3 separate regions of the Mus musculus genome follow, and all the other regions are linked to region 3. The links are chromatin loops, found by intact Hi-C in ENCODE. Cell type or tissue: gastrocnemius. All regions are shown on one strand.

Region 1 (8,000 bases), 81 kb after region 3:
ATCCATGGAAATTCCAGATGCCAGGCCCTCAGGAGGAAATATGGGAACCAAATGGGTCCTCACAGGGCAGTCAGGGTCTCTGTGTGAAACATGGTCCCGAACATCTCCTGCAGAGATCACAGGAAGGATGGGTGAGGGGAGAGGACTAGATCTGCTGGAGTTAGAGTGACTGCAACCAAGAAGTGACTATGTACCACGGGCCAGGATGAAGCACCCCGAGACTGTATTTGCAGGTGAGCAGGGGAGAGTCAGGCTAGCATAAGACATGAACTAATACTGGGTGATGGGAGAAAGGGCTAGTAGCATCTAACTGTGAACTGTGTTCCTCCCAGCCATGCTGTGTGTGATCTTTGGGACTTTCTTCTCCAGTGTCAGCTCTGCTTTTTAAGAATTAACACCAGTGTCAAGACTAGAGAAGCTGTATCATTTCTGTCCCATCTAGGTCTTTAATTCTTCTTCTTCTTCTTTTTAATGTGCTGGAGTTCTAAGAGAGCTCATGAGTGAGCCTGTTAGCTCTTAGGTTGCTCTTGCTCCCAGCACTCAGAGGACCATGGAACTCAAACAAGGAAAGGCTGGGAAGAGAGATACTAGTTTAACAGACCCTAGGCCATATTTCTCTAAATGTAGTCACCTGCTTTCTTTAATTCGGGCCACTAGAATGGTGATAAATTCCACAAACCCCAAGAGGACAGTAGCAGTTTGTATTGCATAGCTTCTAGTTTTAAATGCCTATCCAGTTGCAATAATAACTCCTACGTCATCTGATTCTCCCAGTATGCAGTTTCTAAAGAACGGGGGCCTTTGTTCATTGCTGCATATGCCCACTTGCAACAGTGTCAGGCAAGTGGGAGGTGTTCCAAAAACACCTCATGAATTAATGAAAGATGAGTAGCCCCTCCTGCCAGTCTTGCAGGGCACATGTTTACCAAAAATGACTCTTATTTTACAGATAATAACAACAGGCCCAGTGGTCTCATGGAGGCATCAACAATCACAGGTTTGGTACACTGGAGAGTTAAGAATAGATAGCAATTCTTAGCCAGGCATGGTAGCACAAGACTGTAATCTCATTTCTCCAGATGCAGAAGCAAGTGGATCTCTATGAATTTAATGCCAGCCTGGTCTACAAATTGAGTTCCAGGACAGCCAGGGCTACACAGAGAAACCCTGTCTCAGAACAAACAAACAAACAAACAAACAAACAAACCCCCAGTAACAATTCCCTAGGACTTATTACAGAGGCTACCTCATTCCATAGGATACCCCTGCCCCCTGTGTGTATTGATGCTAAGAAGAGTCATTATTAAAAGACAGGTGACACCTTGCCACCTTCAAGGTTACAGCTCTGAGCTGGAGGAGACAGCCAGCAAACCCCTGAGATGGAAGCAGGATTTCTCTCCTCCCTCACCTTTTGCCCCTCTACTCACCTGTTCTAAGTCCCAATAGCTGGGACCTTCCTCTTCTGAGTCATACAAGGAGAACTCAGTATCCCCTGGAGCCTGAAGGGAAGGAAGCGGGTGCAGGATGAGCTCAGAGATCAGAGCATCAGTGGATGCACGGTGGCAGGAAGGGGGCAGGCTCTAGAGGACCCCATGTTTCCTCCTTTCCCATCTTTGGCCCTCCTCTGCCTCATGATACAGCACAGCTAGAGGCAGATGTGCACAAGGCCTGCCCCCTTGTGAGTATCATAGGCAAGGAGGTGCAGGTTGCTTGGCCTTGGGATTCCTTTTCTTTGGAGTTCTGTAAAGGTAGAATATTCAAACTCCTTTTGCTGGCTTTCTCCTTCACCGCACTATTGTAAGGAGTGTGTATGCATTGTGTGTGTGTGTGTGTGAGAGAGAGAGAAAGATTTATAATAGATAAGCAGAGAATGTATGCAATATAAATTATTTACAAATATTAAAACAAGGGTGAGAGAGATGGCTCAGTGGGTAAAGGCACTTGTCACCAAGCTGAGGAACCCAAATTTGATCCCCAGGACCCATATGGTAGAAGGACAGGGATAGGTTGTCCTCTGGCCTCCACATGCATGACATGATGTGTTTGTCTATACACACATATATGCACATTAAATAAATGCAAAAGACTGAAACCATATATTACACTTAAAGTGTAATAATTGGATGTCATTGGTGTAATGACAAATAACAAGGACTCTTAAGAGTCCCATGGATACCCATGGGAAGAGATACAGCGACAAAGTGTGTAGCAGAGACTGAAGGAAAGGCCATCCAGGGACTGTCCCACCTGGGGATTGATCCCATATACAATCACCAAATCCATACATTATTGTGGATGCCAACAAGTGCTTGCTGACAGGAGCCTGACATAGCTCTCTCCTGAGAGGCTCTGCCAGTGCCTGACAAACACAGAAGTGGATGCTCACAATCATCCATTAGACTGAGCACAGGGTCCCCAATGGAGGAGCTAGAGAAAGGACCCAAGGAGCTGAAGGGGTTTGCAGGCCCATAGGAGAAACAACAATATGAAATAACCAGTAACCCCAGAGCTCCCAGGGATTAAATCACCAATCAAAGAGTACACAAGGAGGGACTCAAGGTTTCAGTTGCATATGTGGCAGAGGATGGCCTTGTGAAGGCTCTATGTCTCAGTGTAGGGGAATGCCAGGACAGGGAAGCAGGAATGGGTGGGTTAGTGAGCAGGGGGAGGGGGGATGGGATAAGGGGGTTTTCAGAGGGGAAATGAGGAAAGGGGGTAACATTTGAAATGTAAATAAAGAAAATATCTAATAATAAAAAGAGTCCCTGTGGACAAGGCTCAGGAATTAGGTCCCTAGTTTTCCAGGACCTGCAGGTGAAGGGTGGCTAGGTCAGACTCTTCAGATTTCTGAAATTTTAGACAGAATTATTTATGTCTTCCTCTCATACCACTCACTGAGCTAGTAAATTAAATGCTGAGAGGCTGAGACAAAACTCAGCTTCTCTATTCACCTTAGCTTGAAATTTCCAAGCCAGGGCACCACCACCACTACCAAAAAAAGTGAAGGTGGTGGGAGGCGAGACAGCATATATAAGTAGCAATCAATAACATCAAATCTTTATGTCAGATGCATAATTATCACTTAATCCTAAACAGAAACAAGCCTAGTGTGGCAGGCAATGGTTGGCGGTGCCATTCTATAGACAGGGACCCGAGATTCAAAAGAACTAGACGGCAGAATTGGTATTGGAACTTAAACCATCTCCAGTTCTTTCTGATGTCCGTTTGTCCTCCTGCTTGTGAGAGCTGGAACCTAGGATTCTCTAGGCGTGAAGACTTACCCCATGGAAGTTGCGGTCTGGGGCTTCTCTAGCATTTGCTTGGGCAAAGAGGACTGCATCGTGGATGCTGGGGAACACGTGACTGCGCTGTACACACCCATCTTCAAAGACACCTCCGTGGCTGATGTCATTATACACCTGGGCTGTAAGAAGGCAGGTAACAGGAAAAGATAACTAACAGCCTTGGTGGATTGGAGTTGGTGGGAGGGGCTGGTGGGGGAAAGCGGACAATTGGCCCTGCAGTATCAGTTCTGGACGGCAGAGGGCAGTATGAGCCCGACCAGAAGGAAGTGGTTAGATTTGCGATGTTGTTGCTTGTCAAGGAAAGGTTAATACATCCACGTGGAAATGGCTGCCAATTCCAGCCCTCAAGGCCCAGTCTTCCTCTTTCCTCAAACTTCCAACATGTGGCTGAGCCCTTACTCTGATCACATTCTGGAGATGGTTTTTTGGGGAGTGGTCACGGGGGTAAGAGTTATGAATGTGCTCTTTATGGGGCCCTTGAAGAGCCCTGCTGGGTGGCATCTGGATGTGTATGCATCCCCTTCATATTTCTCTTGGTCTCTGTGTGTTTTTTGCCCTTGGCATATGTGCAAATGCAGCGAGTGTCCTTTGCTTGGAGACATGTCCTTGAGGCTGCTTAAAGCACCCTTTGGAGACAAGTCTCTGGGAAGCCAGGGCATGTGGGTTTTCTGTGCTAAAACAGATCCATGAACCTTCTGATTTGGAAAGGATCCCAAGTTCAACCAGTCGACCCCCACCCCGATTTTTTTATGTATGGAAATGAACCCCAAGATGGAGAAAGTGACTTGGCTGGCTAGGTTCAGCATACACACAAACTAGGGTGAACAGAATATAATTCTATCTACTCTCAATGGCATGAACATACCCCGCCCACAGGATGCTCACCTGCTCACCCGTCCCCACTGCATCCCTTTCCAGCCTCTGGTCCCCTAAATGCCCACCTGACCCCCAGTTTTCTTACCGTGGATGTTTACCAGAAAGATCTGGACTCCGATCTTCTCATAGGTGGAGCTTAGCTAGAGGAGTTGGGGAAGGGAGGGGAAGGAAATGGGAGAAAAGAAAGGAAAGGAATGTTTTGAGTGGGTCTTAAAAACGACTCATGAAACACACTTCAGAGGGGAAGCCAAACAGACAAGCAATCCTGAGGGCCCTGGCAGCCACAGGCATGAGTGGCAGAGAGCACCCTAGGTCTCTCTGGAGTGTTGGCCCAAGGCCTCTCTGAGGAGTGGAGCGGAAATGGGGCTCTGCCAGTGTGGCAGACACTTCAAGTTACCATGACCTGTTTTAAGGGCCAGACCTTTGCTTTCAGTGTTCAGAACCAAGGTTCCATGAGGCAAGCTTTCAGTGAAGGTCTCCACCTCATTGTCCAACCTAGAGAAGTCAGTTGAGCTCAACACCAGAGAAGGGCCTTCACTGTCCCTGCCTGGTAGTGACATCAACTGCTTTGAGCCTCTCTGCTCTCCTGGATTGCCTTCACTGGGGCCTCTCTGAGGCTCGCTGTCAACCTGGCATTGGCAGGGCCACTGAAGAGTGATCAGAGTGACCCTTGTATTCTTGGCATCCTCAGGCTGCCTGCTTGACCTATGTGTTAGTACACGGCAGGTACTATGGTGTCTTCTCTCCTGGCTTCACTGGTGAGTGTGGGCAGCAGGACCAATGGCCTCAGTCAGAGGACCCAAGGTGTGGTCTGGGACTGATAACTCGATAAAGAATGCAGGATGGTCTTGGTGGGTGTGCTGAGGCTCAGGGAACTCACTCCAATGCTTCAGTGTCCTCAACTTGCACTGAAGAGTGTGTCCACTCTGTTTGCATTGGGGGCAAGGAGTCCCTAGGGTCTGGAACCTCCCTCGGCTAGTTCAAATGAGGGCCTGGAGGGAAATGGACAGGAGTTGTCCACACAAGCTCCTCCCACCCTACGGAGCCTCACCTTGGCGAGAGCTTTGATGCCCATCAAATCCACAAAGCTGACTCCACTCATGTCAAGGATGAGAGTGTGGAAGGTGACAAAGGGCGGCACACTGGCTAGAGTGTCACTAGCCTCCTGGGGGGACCGAGTGGAGGCGGGCAGCTCACATGCAGCAGCTGTGGAGGCGTCTGGACTGAAGGTGATGTAGGATATGTGAGCCTCAGCCGCAGGAGCTTGGTTGTTGTTGGGGTCAGTAGAGGGAGCACTTTCAAAGTCCTGTTGGAGTTCCTGTAGAGAGACCGTCTGTGGGTGGAAAGGGGGGCAGTCAGGACCTTGGCACTGAACGCCAAGCAGAGGCAGGAGAGCAACGTCTCAGCTTGGTGGTGAATACAGGTTTCTCCTAAAGCCCTTCCTATGGAGGCCTGCAGGCTTGTCTCTCCAACCCAAGTGGCAAGAACCTGAAGAAGAAGCCTGAAGCCTTGGCTGCTCTGCTTGAGGAGAGAGAGAGAGAGAGAGAAAGAGAGAGAGAGAGAGAGAGAGAGAGAGAACAAGGGAGAGAATAAGAGAGAGGATGAGAGCAGGGTTCCCAGTGCATTTACCCATGTCTGCCTGCTTCTCCTATACTTCTACTCTCACACAGCCTGGCCACCTAGAAAATTCCCATTGAAGATGGGGTGCACTGGTACCCAGGAGCTGACAGCCTTCCCCTAGAAGAGTGACCATCAGTGCTCCCAGCAAGTGCTCCCAGAGACTTCCTGCCTCCCTCTCACGGTGCTGCAGGCTGGGAGTTAGGGTCAAGTTAAGAATGGGCCTGGAGCTGGTCCAGGCCATAGTTCACCTTGGTTTTCATGAAGAGGGACTTTCTCTGCTGTGTGGGTATCGCCGTCCTCTTCTCCTGCTTCCGGAGATATTTCTGCTTGGCGAGTAATACTTTCTGGGGGTCCATACCTGTCTGTGGGGAGAGGACCAACAGCAATCTCGACCTGTACCTCTGTGGGATGGCCTGCCCTTGGCGCCTAGCCCCTTTCTGCTTCCATCTTCTGGTCACTCTCTTTTCAGCCCTTCTGGTCAGCAAGGATGGAGGCTTACCTTGGCAATGACTTTTTGCCTGAAGATCTCTGAGTTGGCAAAGTAGAGAGGGGAGCAGTAAGTGACAATCTTAACTCCCGCAATTTCCTGGGCCTGTGACAGAGAGACTGAGCTCAGGTCACAGATAGGTCTTGGGGAGGGGACAGAGTGAAGGAGGGAGGTTCTAAGCTTGAATCACGTACCCTGTTGTAGGTCTTGGGGTTCACATAGATGTCCGTGTCCATGACCTGGGCCAGTGTGGAGCCATTTCGACTAGAGGAAGAAGAGGAGAGAGGGGGGTATGGATGGATGCTCACACGGTAGAGCGATACGGGTGCTGGATCGGAACTCCTGCTCTTTGTTTTTCCTAAAAATATTTATTTATTTATTTATTTATTTATTTATTTATTTATTTTATGTATATGAGTCCACTGTACTGTCTTCAGACACCCTAGAAGAGGGCATCAGATCTCATTACAGATGGTTGCGAGCCACCATGTGGGTGCTGAGAATTTAACTCAGAACCTCTGGAAGAGTAGCCGGTGCTCCTAATCTCTGAGCCATCTCTACATCTCTGGGACTCCTGCTCTTATGTAGGCTTGTTAGTCTTTCTGCCCTGGGGACCTGGGTCTGATGTCTCTGGCTGGTCTACCACTAGGCATGTTTTGAAGTGGCCCCCAGACTAGGCTCAGGGGAGAAGGAAGAAGAGTCCTTAGGTGAGAAGCCTGTAAGTCCCTGGTTCTGAGTTTACAAGAAGACAAGGTTTCTCCAACACTCAGCGGCAATTGTTGCCCACTTAGCTCCTCTGTGGCAGCCTCACCTGCTCTGATGGCTACTTTTGGAGGAAGAGCACAGAGTCCATCCTCTGACCTAGTGTTCCCGGGGTAGGGTCCCATTTGAGCTGAGGTTCTCAGTGTTTCTAGAGGGATGGTGGGTTTCACTCACTCTTTCCTGTCTGCTTCCCCTCATCCCCAGTCCTCTGAAACCATGCTGGTTTGCTCTGAGGTTTTAGGGTACAGAAATTAGGTAGCTTAGTCTATGCCCACTGTCTTGGCCGAACTCTGTACTTCTGAGGTCTGGTAGCATGTCCCTGTGCTGGGCCCAGAAGGCAGAATGTACAGTGTGCTATGTATGCTACGTCTTGGCATGGGAGTCCCCTTGCAGACTGGTCCAGCAACCCCATACTGTGCCTGGGAGGGGCGGGGTTGTCACTTACAACTGGGTCTGGAAGATCACAACCAGGATGGAGAAGGCTACACCCACTGCGACACCGTAGGGCAGGCTCAGGAAGAACGAGGAGAGGAAGCTCACCACCCAGACACACTGTGAGGAGAAGGATGTCAAAGGCAGCCCGGGGTGAAAAACTGCCTCTTTCAGGAAGTCCTCAGGATTAGTCAAGGTCCTGGTTACCCTGCCCAGCTCAGATCTCTTCTGCTCTTGCTTCATTTTTGCAGTGAGTCACGTACTGGCGCTTTGCTTTGTTTGCCTGCTTCTCTTATACCAAGTGCAGCTCATGACCTTTTCCCCCCTCCAGAGCCAATGATTGGATACAGGGCCTCATATACCAGACAAGTACCCTACCATTGAGCTCCACCCCTACCTCACCCCTACCTTGGTCTAGTTTTAAAAATAGAAATCTAGCCTTCTATTTTAATAGAATACAGAAGTGTGAGCAGAGAGGGCGCATGAGCAGAGTAAGAAGAGCGTGCCCCCGGGTCAGG
Region 2 (8,000 bases), 140 kb after region 3:
ATTTCTGGGATTTGCTATTTAATATTTTTGGTCCACAGTTGACCATGGGTAACTGAGACTGGTATCACTGACCAAGAGGGACTATTGTCCCATAAAGGATATAAACAATGGAAACACATACTATTTGCTGCGTACCCTTAGATATGGTCCTTATGTTCATCGTGCTGCCGAATGCACACCTCCCCACACACATCCCTCCACAGTCTGACTTCAGGAGAGCCACACCAATGTGTGACGGGGGCACAGTGTTCATCTCTGAAGGATGCAGGGCTCATTGTTCCTGTGACTGCTGTCCTTAGTAAGTTGCTTTATACCTCAGAGCTAGGCGGGTGCAGACAGAGCCCCCAGACCCCCAGTTATTACCCCCTGACTGGCTTCCTAGAGATTGACACCTCGGATCTGCTTGGAACTCAGGAAAGAAGACTTCTGTGGAGACAGGAATGTCTGTGGAAGGCATGAGGTATGAACCTGACCATTGAAGACCCTGAAAGTTCGTTCTGTCCACCTCCTTCAGAATGAGCCACCCTATCTGTGCAGTGTGAAGACAGAAGGAAAAAAAAATAGGTTCTAGCTTTGAAATGAACAGGACACAGAATCCACAGCTCTCCAAGTACCTCGCTCTGGGATCTGTCTCTGATTTCGATTTGTTGCCTGAATCAAGACATTTGATTTTTTTTTTTTTTTTTTTTTTTTACCCAACTAGCCCAGGTTCAACATTCCTACAGCCTGGAAACAAGCTTCAGCCATTTTCTTGACACAAACACCAGCTTTTCAAGTGTTCCCAGAACTCCTCAGCCTAAAAGCAGAGGACACTTCTGCCCCCTAGTGGCCAGTCATCAAATGATCAAAGTACCTTCTGGGGACAGGATATCCCTGGCCTTTTTTTCTCTGAGATAGCAGCTTTGAGTCCTCAGGGAATGGAATGCAGCACTCTGCCCATTGCCTCAGAGCCTTGGCCTAGCTGCTCCCTCTCCTGGCATGTTCTTCCTGTAGCTCTTCCTGCAGCTGCCAGCCCAACGGTCACCGTCACAGGAAAGCCCTCTTGGCCCCTTTGTCTAAAACAGTACCTTGTTGCTGTTGTCTGTCTTGCTCATGTCTGCTGGCCCTCTCTCTCCAGGTGCGCTTCTGGGAGTGAAGGACTCATGTCTGCTTTGTGTGTCTGGTGACTTCAGTGCAATGTACATCGAAGGCATCAAAAATACTCTCCAAAGGAGTGAGCCTGTGTGTCCACACCAGCACGTGGGATTTAAATGAAGATTATGGTTCTCAGTCGCCCTAGGATATGGGGAAGCCTTGGGAACTCTCATTTGGCAGAGGGCGCACTGAGGCCTGGTCAGTTATGGGAGCTGTTTGAGCACCCAGGAAATAGGTACAACTGTTTTTATCTTGCTCCCTCAGCTCTCCCTGAAAGAAGCTGTGGGAAGTCTCAGGCCTGTAGGCTTCTGCCTGTCAGGAGCGGTCCATGTTCTGACTGCTGAGGGAATCAGACCTGCATCTCCATCCAAACCTGTCGGTCCGTGGTGCTGAAGGGAGCAGTTTGTCTGCAGAGATGAGCAGGACGGTGTTGAGGCAGAGGAGAAAGAGGAGCTTGAGTCATGGAGACGCCCGTGATTTCTCTGGGGCCAGGATTTGCCTGTGACATTCTTTCCTGCTGCAGTGCCCCAGCCTCCTAGCTGAGTACCGGCTGGTGGGATTGCACTTGGAATGGCTGCACAGCTGTCATCGGGAGTCCGGAGGGAGGCCGAGATCAGCAGCATCTGCTCTTTGGCTGGCCTGGAGAGAGCTTGATGGAGTCTATGAGGTGGTTCTCTGCGGTGCCCTGGTACTGGGGAGGAGAGAGGAGTCAGTGTTCACAGCCTGAGGTCTAAAGAGCCCTGAGAGTCAATGGGCCCCGTTGCTGGGCATTCCGTCTTCTTTCTGTGATATTGTTGGGGAACTGAGGCCCAGAGGGGAAGCCCCTGCCTTCCTACCTTCTCTTCTTTTCCCGATCTGCCCTGCCCCTTCCCAGGAGTCCAGAGTATTTCGGTGGAAGGATTTTAGGAGCTCAAGCCTGACTTCCAGGCAGGTCTCAAAGCTCCCCATTCCCCAGAAGGGACAGCTGAGGCTCAGGTGGGCTCGGGCGGAGGTGATTGGCAACCCCTTGTCCTTGATGGATACTTGTCCCACAAAAATTTCACCACCCCCAACATTCTCTGTGCCTTTTCCACTTTTCTTGCTAAGTGTCTGGAGGAGCCCAGATGGCACTTGGTCACCACGCCAGGCGTAGGGAGACTTGCCCTATCAGTTCAGTGTCCCCATGCCACCTTTCTTCCCCTCCACCAAGATCCAAGCTCCTGTTACAACAAACAGCCAGAGATGGCCCCTCTCCATCTAACAAGCCCCTCGGTGCCCACCAGGCTCCCCTCCTAAGAGCCTTCATCCCTTGGCTTCAGAGAAGGCTGGGGGTTCTTCAAAGCCATAAATTTCATTCTTTGTTTCTTTTTTTAAAAGATAGGGTCTCTCCATCCCTGGAAATCTCAGTCTCCCTGCCTCTGCCTGGGTATTAGGGTTATAGGCGATAAGGTCATGGGTCACATAGACAGAAAGGTAGCTGTTCTGCTTCTGGGTTTATTTCATGTGTAGCAGTGTGAGTCTACATGTGGGTGTGTGCGCAGGAGTAATGGTTCTCACAGGGGGCAGAGGGCAGGGGTGTCAGATCCCCTGGAACCAGAGCTGCTGATGCTTGTGACTGACCTGACATGGGCACTAGGAATCAAACATGGATCCTCTAGAAGAGCAGAAAGTGCTGTTAACCACCAAGCCATCTCTCTACCCTGAAAGGTTTCTTCTTAAAGGTTCCAGGTTCTTTCCTGCTGTGATATTTGCTGGTCCTAGAGCTACAATACAGTGCTCCATTCTCACAGTGTTCCATCCACACAGTGCTCCATCCACACAGTGCTCCACCCACACAGTGCTCCACCCACACAGTGCTCCACCCACACAGTGCTCCACCCTCACAGTGCTCCATCCACACAGTGCTCCACCCACACAGTGCTCCATCCACACAGTGCTCCATCCACACAGTGCTCCATCCACACAGTGCTCCACCCACACAGTGCTCCATCCACACAGTGCTCCATCCTCACAGTGCTCCATCCACACAGTGCTCCATCCACACAGTGCTCCACCCACACAGTGCTCCACCCACACAGTGCTCCACCCTCACAGTGCTCCACCCTCACAGTGCTCCACCCACACAGTGCTCCACCCACACAGTGCTCCACCCACACAGTGCTCCATCCTCACAGTGCTCCACCCACACAGTGCTCCACCCACACAGTGCTCCACCCACACAGTGCTCCATCCTCACAGTGCTCCATCCACACAGTGCTCCACCCACACAGTGCTCCACCCACACAGTGCTCCATCCTCACAGTGCTCCACCCACACAGTGCTCCACCCACACAGTGCTCCATCCTCACAGTGCTCCATCCACACAGTGCTCCACCCACACAGTGCTCCACCCATACAGTGCTGTATGTAGGAGTGAGTGTGGGAACAGGTTTGTACCTACTCTGTGTGTCCACAGCTGTGCTACACTGGTTTGAACATAGCCCTCCTACATGCTAGACAGAACTGTAAATTGTGACTTGTCTCAAGTCCCCTTTCCATAGATACTCCAGGGACAGGGCCATGCCTCCAGCTTTTATGTTCTCCACAGCACCGAGGTGCAGGTCAGGCTCCCGGCTGCAAACGTAACCATGAATGTGGCCTCAGGAATTGTTATCAGGTATCAGGTCCGACTGCTGTACTCGGATAATGGGGGTCCCCAAAGGCACCCAAGGGCCAGTCTTCCTTCCCAAAGCATTTCTCGGACCTCCCTTATAGGGTCTCAGCAGAGCATCAGCTGCCCTTAGATACCTCATATGATGGGCATTGACTATTTCTCCTTTGCATTATTAGAATTTAAAATTAGGACGCATACTTAAATAGAAGAGTCAGTGTTTGGGGTTATGTGAGACAGAAGTCTGCCCTCACGGAAGCTTCCGGAATATCCCCACATCCCAGTCTGATATCCTCCTTCACTGTGTCACCCAGTGAGCCCACCCACTCTGCAGCATGCAGCTCTCCTGCTGAAAACCCTTGTGCATGGCTTCCCTTCACAGCAGCCATCTTTAATTAGATGCCTTCTCTCTACAGTGCTATATAAAATCCTCACAAAAAAGTCCCCTAAGAAAGACATTGTTGATGCTGGGCAGCTAGGGCAGCTTAGAAAGGATATGTGACTTGTGTAAAGTCACAGACAGCGAGTAGAGGTAGAGGCAGGATTCTGCAGAGCTCCCTCCCAGCCTGAGGCTCCCTCCTTCCCATGAAGGAGGCAACTCTCTGATTACCTCCTCTGAGCTCCAGGCTTGGTGTGAAGGAAAACACGACCTCTCTAAGAAGGGTCAGGTCTCAGGAAGCATACAATAGCTGTTCTGAGGCCCCCAATGCACACACAGTGGAGGACTGCCTGAGAGAAGTGTGGCATCATTGAGAGAAAATACACCTAACCCTCGAAAGACTTGAGGCCCCAGGGAATGGGGAGCTTTGGTGAGGTGGGGATAGCCTCTTGGAGACAGGGGAGGAGGAATAGTATGAGGAACAGTCAGAGGGCAGACTGAGAGGGCAATAACAACTGGACCGTAAAAAGAGATTAAATAATAATAATAATAATGAGCCAGGTCATTGGAGGGAATGTCAAAATTTGTTTGCAAACATATAAAGATGTTTATGAAAGTCCATATGGATCTTACGTTCCATCCTGTAACACGTTGGTATGAAATTTCTAATTTGTAAGCATAAATATTCTGCTGAAAGATGTGCCCCATTCGACACCAGTGTCCTGGGTAGGCACCTGAGTACAATGGACATCCCAGCGCCACCTGCTGGAAGTCCTGGCTCTTCAGTGTTGAGGCTATCTCCTGTGGCCATAGCCTCAGAAACCTTGCTGGCTTTACCACCCACATGTCTTCTCACCTCATGCTCTTCAATGTTGGATTTCTTTCTCTCATAAACTAAACTCATAGCTGACTGCTTGTATGATCCCCATGAATTGAAGCCTAGGTCACTGTCACTGAATCTCTGCCCTTTTTTCCTACCTCCCCACATCTCCAAAGACCTGCCGTATCTACCTGTAAGCACTTTCCAATTGCTTACATGTTCCCTGCTTCAGCAACATGGCTACCTTGTTCCCTTGCCTCCAGTGGCCTCTGAGTCACCCCCACCTTTACCTCAGTCTCCTGCTTCACTCTGTAGCCCTCATGTGTCACACTCCTGTGTAGAGAGAATAGCTTGGGTATTGTATGGATGCAACACCTGTCAATTTAAAAGCTTTCAAACTTCACGTTGGAACATTAAAATTCTGACATTTGCTAGCTGGGCATGGAGGCACACACTTGTGACCCCCAATATGATAGAAGTAGAGGCAGGGAGACTGTTAATTAGAGCTTAGCTAGGTTGAATAGTGAGACCTTGCTTCAGCCAAACAAAAACAAACATATAGAAGCAAAACCCACAATCGCTTCTAGGCAGCCTTCAGTGACCACGCCCACCACATGGGCTGTCACTCTGCTCCTTCCCTGGACCTAACCTCCAAGTCTACTCTGTCATGCAAAAGTTGCATTGCAATCACTTATGTTCTTCCTTCTCTTCCTTCCGAGTCTGATGGTCCCCTGCTACCTGCACAGTGTCGGGCACACATGCCACACTCTATGCAAGCTTTTAAAGCCAGCACACCGAAGCACCTGGATCTATTTCTCTTTCTGATGAGAGGCTGTCAGTAACTCCTATAGGCTGGAGATTCCACTCGACTAAGTAAATGCTTGGACCTAGGAGACTTCTATCCCACAGTGACGACTGGCCTAGAGATCACTTCTGAAATCCCCCACTGAATTAGACTCTCCAGCGTCAGGCACAGGACTGAAGTTTTTAGATACACCACAAGGTGTTACTGAAAGGATGTGTGCAAAAGCACCCTAATAATTACGGCATCACACGTACATGCTGTACCCTTCATACCTGTGTCAATGCTAGTATGTCTTTACTTTTGAAAGTGTTTATATTCACAGAGCAAGACCAGCAAGCCAGTGAGATTGTCGAGACCATGGCAAGACTCCCCTGTGGCGATGCTACTGTAGAAGCTTGCTGAAAGAGGGTTAAGAAGAACCCAGTGGATGGTGGGAATGATAACTGCAGTGGTTCTAGGAATCATGGCATTAGTTACCACAGCTAGAGTTGCTCTTCAGAAAGAAGTTCAAACTGCTCAATTTGTTAAAGACTGGCGTATGCATTCTCATGAACTTTGGACTCAACAAAGTGAGATAGACAGGGAAATACTTGATGGCATAGCTGTACTGAGACAAGCTGGAATACTCATTGGAGATCAATTAGAACTATTAAGGGAACGAATGAAGTTGAAATGTTATACGAACGTTACTTCTTATCGTCTTACCCTTTAAGATTCAATGATAGCAAATATGATTGAGAGGGGCTTATAAAGCATTCATTGGCTCATACTAATTCTTTTCAACTGATTTATAACTTGTAACAAGAAACTATAGACACAAAGAAGCTGTCTGATATTACAGGCATGGATGTTATAGAACACCTTGTAGGTGTTGTAGCTTCATCATCCCACAAATCATTTTGATAAGTTCTTGCTCTTATGATTTTATAATTCTCTTTGTGGTGTTAACTTTACTGGCTTTGAAATGTATGCCTATTTATTTGCATAAAATGTTAGACAACTAGATTGACAAAAGGCCATATTTACTGAAATGCTATACCCCTCTGCTCCTTCAGAAAATGAAGGCTTAGCACGTTGGTGAGCTTCTCTCTCTACTATAGCACCTATGACCAACTTCAATCAATAACAAGCAATTGTGGTGGCTATCTATATTATGACTCCATAATTTTCCAACAATAATTGTTATCCCTAACAAATCTTAAAACAAAAAGGGGGAAGATGTAGTGAGATGTAGAGTAAAATCTTTATATCTGGCTTTGAGTGAAATATTTCAGCAAAGCTTTTGCTATCTGTGCGTCGATCAGTAGAGGCTGAGAAATTGTTATGAGACTGTTTGAACCTTGAAGAAATGTTCTCTCTCTGGAAAGTCTGCACTTGGTGCTATGTGAGAGCTTGCAGCTCCACTCATGTTGGTCCTAAGACACTCCTGGCCAACCTGGAGTTCCTACTTTTGATAATGGCTTGCCACGGTCAGAAGGGACTGAGATTCGTGTGGGATGTCTGCTCTCATGAGCAGCAAAGGGAAAGATAACTCTGGTAGCTGAAACCTTTCCCAGTCCCAATTAACCTTGTAGGATGTTTCAATAAAGTAATTGGAGTGAGCTAGCTGGGTGTTAATGTTTTTCAAGAGTTTATACCCTTCTGCTCCTTCAGAAAATGAAGGCTTCTTGGTGAGATTCTCTCTCTACTTAGCACCTACAACCAACATCAATCAATAACAAGGGATTGTGGTAGCTGGCCAGACTGCAAAACCAACTAATTACTCACTCTCAGGTACTTATGCCTTTGGCATCTGTGGCACCAGAACTGCTAAGCCCATCCAACTACTGAATAATGAGAAAGATGAATACTCCTATCCCATCCATGTCCCTAGCTATGCCCATACTTTCTTCTTTGAAAGATCCTGAGGACCCTGCTTAGGGCAGTTCTGACTAGTTCCACTACCACATCACTCACCCTCAACAGAGCCCGGCTGGCCAGAACCTCAAAGGCTTGTACCACATTGATGTCATTCTTCGCACTAACTTCAAAATATGGCATATCCTTCTCTTTACACCACCCATGGACCACCTCCTGGGACACCTGAAGGAGAGAAATGATCACTGTTTCTGTATCGCTGTTACCATGGCCACTGTCACTGCTGCAGCTGTGGCTTGGGTGTGGGTTGTTCCCTCCAGAACCCATGTTGAAATTGCTCCCTGCCATGATGGCACTGAGTAAAGGAGGTGAGGCC
Region 3 (8,000 bases):
AGCTTGGCATCAGATAGACCCAGGTGAGGTTTATTCTCTGACTTTGCCTATCCACATCTTCCTCATCACATATCTGTGCCCAGCTGTTAACAGGGCTTGTGCAGCATCTATGAAACCCTGGGTTTTGATCTACAGCACTACATAAATTGGACAGGGGGCCGCATGCCTGTAATCCCAGAGGCAAGAATATCAGAAGTTCAAGGTCATCTTTGGACTCATGGCAAATTCAAGGTCAGGCTGCGTTAAGTGAGACCCTGTCTCAAAACAAAATGAAAGAAAAACAAAACGGAAACCGTCCCTGTCTGCTCCTATCCCATAATATGCATTTCACAGGCTGTGAGCTCAACTTCCAGGGCTTTTGGAACCATTTTCAGTTCTCCAAAATATCAGCCTGACTTTTTATTCCTTACTCCTCTGTAAAATGGCTTTCCCTTCCCTCTCCTCCCTGCTAGTCTCTGAGCTAACCGTCCCTGAGGAAGTCAGGCTTCCATGAACCCCATTCATGAGGCCTTTCTCAGCTTCCCCTGTGGTGTCTGGACACTGCTCATCATAGGCCTGCACTGTTCCCACTGATAGGGTTTAGATAGGGGATGTCTACCTAAAAAGCCCATGTATTAGACTTGACCCTCAGCTAGACACTACTGGAAAGTACTGGAAATTTAACAGGTGGAGCCTAAGAGGTTGTTTTAGATCATGGAGCTATATGCTTTGTAGTGGGCTGTGGAACAAAATTCCCCCTTGTCTATTTACTGGCTGCCACGAGGTACGACCTGCCCTACCCTGGGTTCCTTGGCAACATCTACATCACAAGTGAGAAACAGTGGGGCCTATTAACCAGGCACTGAAAACTATTTTTTAAAGTGTGTGTATGCATGCGCATGTGTGTGCATGCATGTGCACCTCCCCTGTCTGCGCAGGTGTCCATGGAGGCTAGAACAGAGCATCAGGTTGGAAGCTGCCTGATGTGGGTGCTGAGGACCACACTGTTATCCCCTACAATAGCAGCAAAGCAAAGCGTCTTAACCCCTGAGCCACGTCTCCAGCCCCCTCCTCTTTTTATAAGGCATTTCTGGTGTTTTGTTACAGCAATGGAAGGTTGAATAACATAATCTACTTTTAATATTTCATAGTATTTTTGGGCTTAGTATGTACCAGGAACAGAATTGTATGTATGTATGTATGTATGTATGCATAAATGTATGTATGTATGCATGTATCACTGGAGCCTCATCTTACACTTACCCTATAAACAGGGTATAATTCAGGTTAGGAAAGGGCTAATGATTCATGGAAGGTCATATAAAATTGTACAATTCTTTTGCAGCCAGTTACATGGTAAATACTCAAGGTAAAAGCATTTCTACACTGACTCAACTCAGCTATAAACCTCTGCAAGGAAGGAATTCTAACCCATAGATGCTGGTATCACCTGCACCAAGGTAATGCATGGGGGCCAGGGAGGGGAGAGCACCGTCTAATATCCTTTAACACAAGGACTTTGTACCCTTAACATCCGCCCCATAGCATCATTGCTTGTGTCTGATGTGTTTTCTATTATATTCTAAGATGGTTCCTCACTTTTGGCACATCGACCCCTTCCCATTTCTGAGGTGGGGGCGGGACCACAGAACAGGGTCCAAGGAAATAGCTGAGTCTGCTTTTTGATGAGACACACAGGGATACAAGCCATTGAAATAAACTTCCATTTTATTTTACCAAATATAATTTATCAGTTAAGTCGACATTTGTCAATTCAGTTATAGTAACTATAAATAATTCTCTTAAGACACAGTTCTGTAACTTTTGAAGGATATGAAAGTAAACCAATTTTGTTTCTTCCAGTCAGGCCAAAAGTACATGCAATAGGTGCAACCCGGTGGGAAGAAATGAATCTCCTGAAGTCACTCTCCTGTCACTCCAGGCCCCTCCACTCACATGCGCTGAGCCTGGGCGCCCCTACCTTTCTGTTTTCTAGGCAAAGGAAGAAGGATGCTTCAGTCTCCAGACAGCCTGATCCAACTCCAGATGTCAGGATAGAGCAAGTGGCTGGGGACCCTGGGGTCACAGTCTTAGGGTATGATGCCTGTGCAAGAGTCTTGTGTTTTGAGATGGAGTTAGGCCAGAGGGAAGAGCAGAAATAAACTCAGATCCACACTGATCTGCCTGACACAACCCCAACTAGACAATCTCTATGAATCTGTCCAATTCGACAGTTCTGATTTCAGGTGATGACAGAGGAAATGAGGCCGAGAAGAGTCTCTAGGTCTAAGCACAGTGTTGGTAGACACGGAGCACTGCTTAATCCTTTTCTTGGAGGCTGACCCTTTAGGCTACACAGGGGGAAGAATTTATGGATTCCAGACAGACAGGCCAGAAGTACAGCCTGCACCCCATTTGTTGAACAGTTTGGGGCATGTGTAGGGAAGGGACTTTGGTTTTCTTTGAATCATGGACGAGGCAGATACTGAAGCAGCCTATTGATATCCAGCTTGCTAATTCCAAGCCCTCTTCTGAGTGGGTAGCAAGATGTGGAGAGGAGAGAGGCTGCGGGAGGAGGGTATTGGAGGACATGCTGCTGCTTGAGCAACGGGGTTGGCAGTCACTGCAGAGTTAGGGGCGAACGAGGGAACATTTACTGTCAGGTTGAAGAGGCACAATGGCCTCTGTAGCCTAGGGGATGAGGTGAGGTTAGAGCAGCGATTCCCTTAGCACTGGTGGGTTGATGCCAGGCACTGAACTTAGCACAGTATGCGCCCCGTAACGACTGCTCAGTGAAGAATTATTGCAGGCCGGTGCTGTGGAAGGGCTCATCTCGGGGAGGCTGAGATTTGCTGAATGAGTGAATGGTTGATGCATGTCTGTGGGCAGAAGCCGAGAGAAAGGCCAACGGAGCCCTCGTGTGATAGAATGAGTGTGTTTAGGAAGTGACAGAGGCCAAGACTGACCACGTGATTATGTCATGAGAGACGGCAGTGAGACACCCCCCACCCCTCCCCGTTGCCTCAATCTCCAGGTCATTTGGCACATTCCCTTGTCCTATCCCCAATCTTAGAAGCCCATCTGGCAAGCTGCGCGGAGACGGAGTGTGTGGAGAGAATTAAAGAGAGGAGGCTTGAACTCGGTTCTCTAGACTCAGGGGGCACATGGACCTTTGGAAACCTGTGGATGACATGGATCCGTGAAGAGCCCGGGTCACTACCACTCATTTCAGCTGGGAAGCAATCAGGCAGTTGGGCAAGGCACATGTGCGCAGATGGAATCTCCAGTGCACGTGACTCTGCGGGCAGGCTGGCCTGGAGCAGGCCTGTGATTACGAGGAGTTGAAGCAACGTTCCCCTGCCCAGTGCTGTGAAGTTGGTCCACATCTATAAAAGTGCGTGCATGTGTGGGAGTGTTAATTATCCCTCCTCCCTCTGTTCAGCCAAACCCTAAACAACCCAGAGCCCACTTGAGAGTTTCTCATTAGGGCCGAGGCTGAGGTCGCTAAAGCTAATGCAAAGGTCCCCGATGCTGGACAGGATGCCAAGGTCCCGATCTAACCTCCTCTGGAGGCACCCACCGTGGAATTGCACTTGGTGATTGTCTCAAAAGTCTACTTTTACTGCTTATGTCAGCCCATCTGTCTGTCCCGAATTCTTCCTATCCAAACTTGGCTCAATGTATAAAAAATTCCCATTGAAAATAATGAGAATTTGGTATCAAAGTGAAATCCCAGAAAGGCATGGGAGTGTAGTGTAGGGTGGGGTAGGGAAACAAAAGGAAAATAAAAATCCAAATAGAAAGTGCAGAGGGGTGGGGGAAAGACTGAATGGCTAAGCTAGTCCCCAACATCTGTGTCTCTGTCCCCAATGAGCCAGAGCACATGGAAGCTGAGTGCCAGGAGTCCGGTGCCAAGCAGGTCCCCCAAAGCAGTCAAGTATGGGATGGAGAAGTTGTCGGGGTCCAGGCCCCGGCCCCACATCCAGTGCACCATCCAGTCTGCGATGTACAGGAGAATCAGCACCTGGGGAGACAGGGGTTCTGCTTGTAGCCACCCGCTTTCTGCAGGGGGAGCCAGAGGCCACAAAATTGGATGTGTTCAGTGGATCACAAGGCTTGGCCGGTCACAACCTTTTTGCCAGGACAGCTCACAGCAAGCCAGGGGCTTTCTAAACTAAATCCTGCCCTTACAGGAAGGCTGCCCTTGTCTCAATTCTGGGTCAGATCATTCTTCAGTTACTGCAATTCCTGCCATGTTGGCCTCTCCAGGAGCCTGGTAGGGGCTGGCAGGTAGAGCCAGTTTCTCTTACAAGGCCCTGGGTAACAGCTGATTACACAAGCTGCTTTCTCTTCACCCTTCCCACCCTGCTGTTTATTCTAATATTCATCTGTAAAGTAGGTTTATGAGCCAGTCAGCGAAATACGTCAGTTATAATGCATAACAGTTCAAAAATACATCTTGGATTATCTACATCGATTTATTTGCTCCCTTGCTTATGTTCTATAACTATAGATGAGAATAGATAATAGATATAGAGAATAAATGAGATTGGAATATAGGTACTGGGTCCAGGACCAGTGGTACCTATCGCTTGCAGTGGACAGTGGGTCACAAACATACAACCTCAGGCCTAACGCTGGGCCTTGTGAATGGGAATCGGCATGTTAGTAAGAATTACATGTGCTCTGCACTGGGAGCAGCACTTCATCTAGGACGTTAACACCTGATTTTAGGGGTCCCTACATGATCACGTCTATATGAGAATGAGATGCATTCTAACCATTAGACTGACATACGGTTATCTGGTGGGGTTTATTTTATTTATTTATTTTTTCGAGACAGGGTTTCTCTGTGTGTCCCTGGCTGTCCTGGAACTCACTCTGTAGACCAGGCTGGCCTCGAACTCAGAAATCCGCCTGCCTCTGCCTCTCGAGTGCTGGGATTAAAGGCTGGTGGAGTTTATTCTTGACTGTACTTTGTAAAGACTGAGGTATGAAAATTCTGCCTTAAGGGACTCAGGGGTAGGAGCCAGTAATGTTCCCTGTTTTTAGGCAAATTTGGTTGTTTTGGCCTCTCTGTAAGGAAGTCAGGGGTGACTATTCTGGAACCTTTCACACCCTCTGCTCTGCACACAGCTACCTTGTACTCCCATGGCCCTGGCCCTGGGTGCCATCCAGTCTCCCTAGAACTTCACAGCCTTTCTGATAGCTGCAGAAGATGCAGCCAGAGGCTTTTAGTATATGTGCTAGGGTGGAAACGTCAACAGCTGTCTTCACATTTTAGCCTCCCGAGTAGCACAAGGACACATACAGGGACAGGTGGCAAAGGGACCTGGCAGAACTTTACAGGGAGCAATTGCTACCACGTTGCCTCTCCACAGACTCAGAGAAGGAAGCACAGCTAAAATTGACCACAGGGTCATGACCCCTAGGATGGGGCAATGGAATGGGGGTGTGGCTTTCAACCCAGGGGAAGGGGTCAACTGAGGCGGCCACAAAAGACCTTTGGCTTGCTCACGCTCCTTTCCCATCAGGGGTGCACCTGACTACATCGGCAAGGGAGCGTGGTGAACTGGGTAATGACTGCTGGGAACAGCATATGGTTGGTTCTCAGCCTGGCTCTCGCCAAGATTCCTAACAGACAACTTTTCTAAGCACTCGGTTCGGGGTTTGGAAGGAAAATTGCTTATGACTAAATTAATAATACCATGGGAATGCCATAGCATACCGAAAGGAAAGGCTTGGATGAGTCTTGAAGATGGATTTGTCTTGCACAATGGTTTTGATGCTTTTTCTAGCTGTGGAAAAGCCCTTATTTTAAAGGAAGCCCAGCAGAGGACAGGGTATGGGTGGTTCAAGCCCACCTCCTAGGCACCCTGCGGCTGGTCTACTACTCTCACTTTCAAAGTGTGCCACTGAAGCTGAGAAGGGACACGACCAAGCTGAAGTCACAGAATGGCAGTAATTCTTCCAGGCCAGTGTCTATCCTCCTGAGTCCCGGCCAGAGAAAAGGTGGCAAGGGACCAGGTCCAAACCTGGGGTTCTTATTCCATGTGGCCCCCGGGCTGTGCCCTGCTTCTGCCATACCTGGAGCAGTGCAGCAGTCATGTAGAAGATGATGAAGATGAGGGTGAGGGTGGTGTGCCCGCCCTGCATACAGCTGATGGTGTAGAGGAACACTAGGTGTCCTGGGACCACAAGGAGGAAGAGGACACGGGCCGAGCGTGAATTCACATCTACAAGAGGAGAGAGGAAGATGGGAAGAGAAGCATTGGCCCCAGGAGGTCCCAGGATGGTCAACGCCGTATTCTAGGTCAGCACACAGCTATCTCTCTAGGGTGTTTCAGGAAAAGACAATGATGTCTTACCTGGGCGCTCCACTCTTCAGAAATGCAGGCACAGCCCAGCAGAGGAGACCCTTGAACTTGGGCCCCAGCTGGTTCTCTAGTGAGGTTCCTGGCTGCCCCCCCCCAACCCCTAAGGCAGGAATGGATCTGGGAGGGTGAGATGCTATGGTTACCAGGGCTGAAGAAGGTGGTGCATGGACTGGGGCAGCGGCGAGGAGTTGGCTCAGAGTTCTCCCCTGGCATGCCGTTCATGTGGAGGAAGGTGGAGATGCGGCTGGCCTGCACAGCCACCAGATTGCCCCCGACACCTGCAGAGAGACACACAGGACTCAGACTTGGAGGAGGAAGGACCGGGAGGAAAACACCTTGTTCTTTGTCCCGTATCTGTAGAGGCCCTGTCTTCTACCTTTCCTCGGGGCTGAGCCGACATCACTCTTCCCTCTGGTGCCAACAGAATACGATGGAAGAAGACAAATATTCCACAGCTTCTGAGGGATGCTCTATCTAGGCTCTTGGAGTGTTGGCAGGGATGTGGCCTGTCTGCTGCACCCGTGTGTGCAGCATGGACCCCCCACTCACTACACAGCAGGCTCCAAAGCTCTCCTTGCCTTCCCTTTCTCTGGAGCTGACCCCGGCAGGCACTCAGCACTCAAACACTCACCCGATAACCAGCTTCCAGTATCCAGTGTGAGCTCTAAACTGGCACTGCCCTGGTAAACCGCTGGTTACCATTTCCCTTTACCATCACCCCCTAACCTAGCCTCTGTACCTCTCAGCTTTACCCTGAGCCCTGAGAGGTGAACTGCTTAGGCCCCACACCAGTCTCTCCTGCTGGATGCTTCTACTTAGACTTGTGCAGTGGAAGGCCCCCGCAGGTAAACAAGGAGAGGGGTTTAGTGTTTTCTATTTTCCTTCTGGATCCTTTTATGCTTTTTTGGCAGGAGCTTACTCTTGTAGGGAGCGGGGTGAAATTCTAACTGGGCTCCCACAAGACAATTTCTGGGTTCCCTGGCCCTTCAGGGCTAGAAGCTTTCATGTTGCTGATTTCTGGGTTTCTCACGGTCCCCTGTTGGTCCTGTCACGCCATCTCTATCTTTATTAGGTCTTGTTCTCTCTGAGCTAGATTCTCTGGCCTGCTGGAGCCCTGAGTGACACAGAAGCCTTTTCGTTCCCCCAGCAGCTGATGCTAAGGTCTCACCATTAATCACAGGTGTGAAGACAGCCATTCCTGCAAAGTTGGGGTCCGAGACGGTCTTGTCCAGGATGAGACCTCCCACACTATACAGACATGAAGACAAATGACATAAAAACCATGGAAGGTTCTGCTCCAGTCTCTGGGACAAAGAGACATAGGCCTAGCTAACCTTGGGGACAAGGACAGCAAAGTGGCTTCCAGGAGTCTCTCCTTTCAGTCTTTAGTTCTCGTGCATGCAACAGTTGTCGCTCATAATCTCCTGACTTGGCACAGTGACTCCAGTTAAGAAGGGAAGGCACAGCCACCTTCCCGTGAGGAGTGAGGCTCGCTGTGGCCTGCCTGCTCAGCACTGATTTCCTCAAGGGTAACTGCACTGGCTCCTCCCTGAGGGAGCTGGCTTTCTCGAACCCAGCCACTGTGCTTCAACTGTGGCTAAGCCCAGGCAGTCCAACCAGACAGTTGCATTTCCAAGAGCAAGT

What was found. Peaks named below come from ENCODE experiments on the same cell type or tissue, not always from the same donor. Only the 100,000 strongest peaks of a DNase experiment are listed, where the experiment ranks them.
Region 1: a loop joins it to region 3, with 5 times the contacts of the local background. A loop is called at or near these places in 13 of 42 quality-filtered maps.
Region 2: it touches region 3 in a loop (11-fold over the local background); 17 of 42 quality-filtered maps call a loop at or near these places.

What each region holds. Positions count from the first base shown.
Region 1 is chr1:131,761,308-131,769,307 of GRCm38, reverse strand. Slc26a9 (solute carrier family 26, member 9) reads right to left here. Exons shown (of 21, transcript NM_177243.4): 13 at 7,496-7,602; 14 at 6,483-6,552; 15 at 6,301-6,393; 16 at 6,050-6,163; 17 at 5,233-5,514; 18 at 4,267-4,321; 19 at 3,282-3,424; 20 at 1,428-1,499; 21 at 1-107. The coding sequence ends at 60. Among named protein-coding and RNA genes, the nearest start is that of Slc26a9, 21 kb to the right of the region's middle. In gastrocnemius, no CTCF peak of the experiment used is centred here; DNase peaks (open chromatin) are centred at 3,544 and 5,468.
Region 2 is chr1:131,705,445-131,713,444 of GRCm38, reverse strand. Rab7b (RAB7B, member RAS oncogene family) reads right to left here. Exons shown (of 6, transcript NM_145509.3): 5 at 7,724-7,849; 6 at 1-1,825. The coding sequence ends at 1,748. Among named protein-coding and RNA genes, the nearest start is that of Rab7b, 21 kb to the right of the region's middle. In gastrocnemius, CTCF peaks have their summits at 824 (motif pointing left) and 4,902 (motif pointing left); DNase peaks (open chromatin) are centred at 829, 1,727, 2,221 and 4,899.
Region 3 is chr1:131,842,553-131,850,552 of GRCm38, reverse strand. It overlaps Slc41a1 (solute carrier family 41, member 1), which reads right to left. Exons shown (of 11, transcript NM_173865.3): 8 at 7,525-7,604; 9 at 6,500-6,634; 10 at 6,067-6,215; 11 at 1,690-4,003. The coding sequence ends at 3,818. Among named protein-coding and RNA genes, the nearest start is that of Slc41a1, 19 kb to the right of the region's middle. In gastrocnemius, a CTCF peak has its summit at 4,041; DNase peaks (open chromatin) are centred at 4,125 and 5,469; H3K27ac peaks cover 2,972 bases.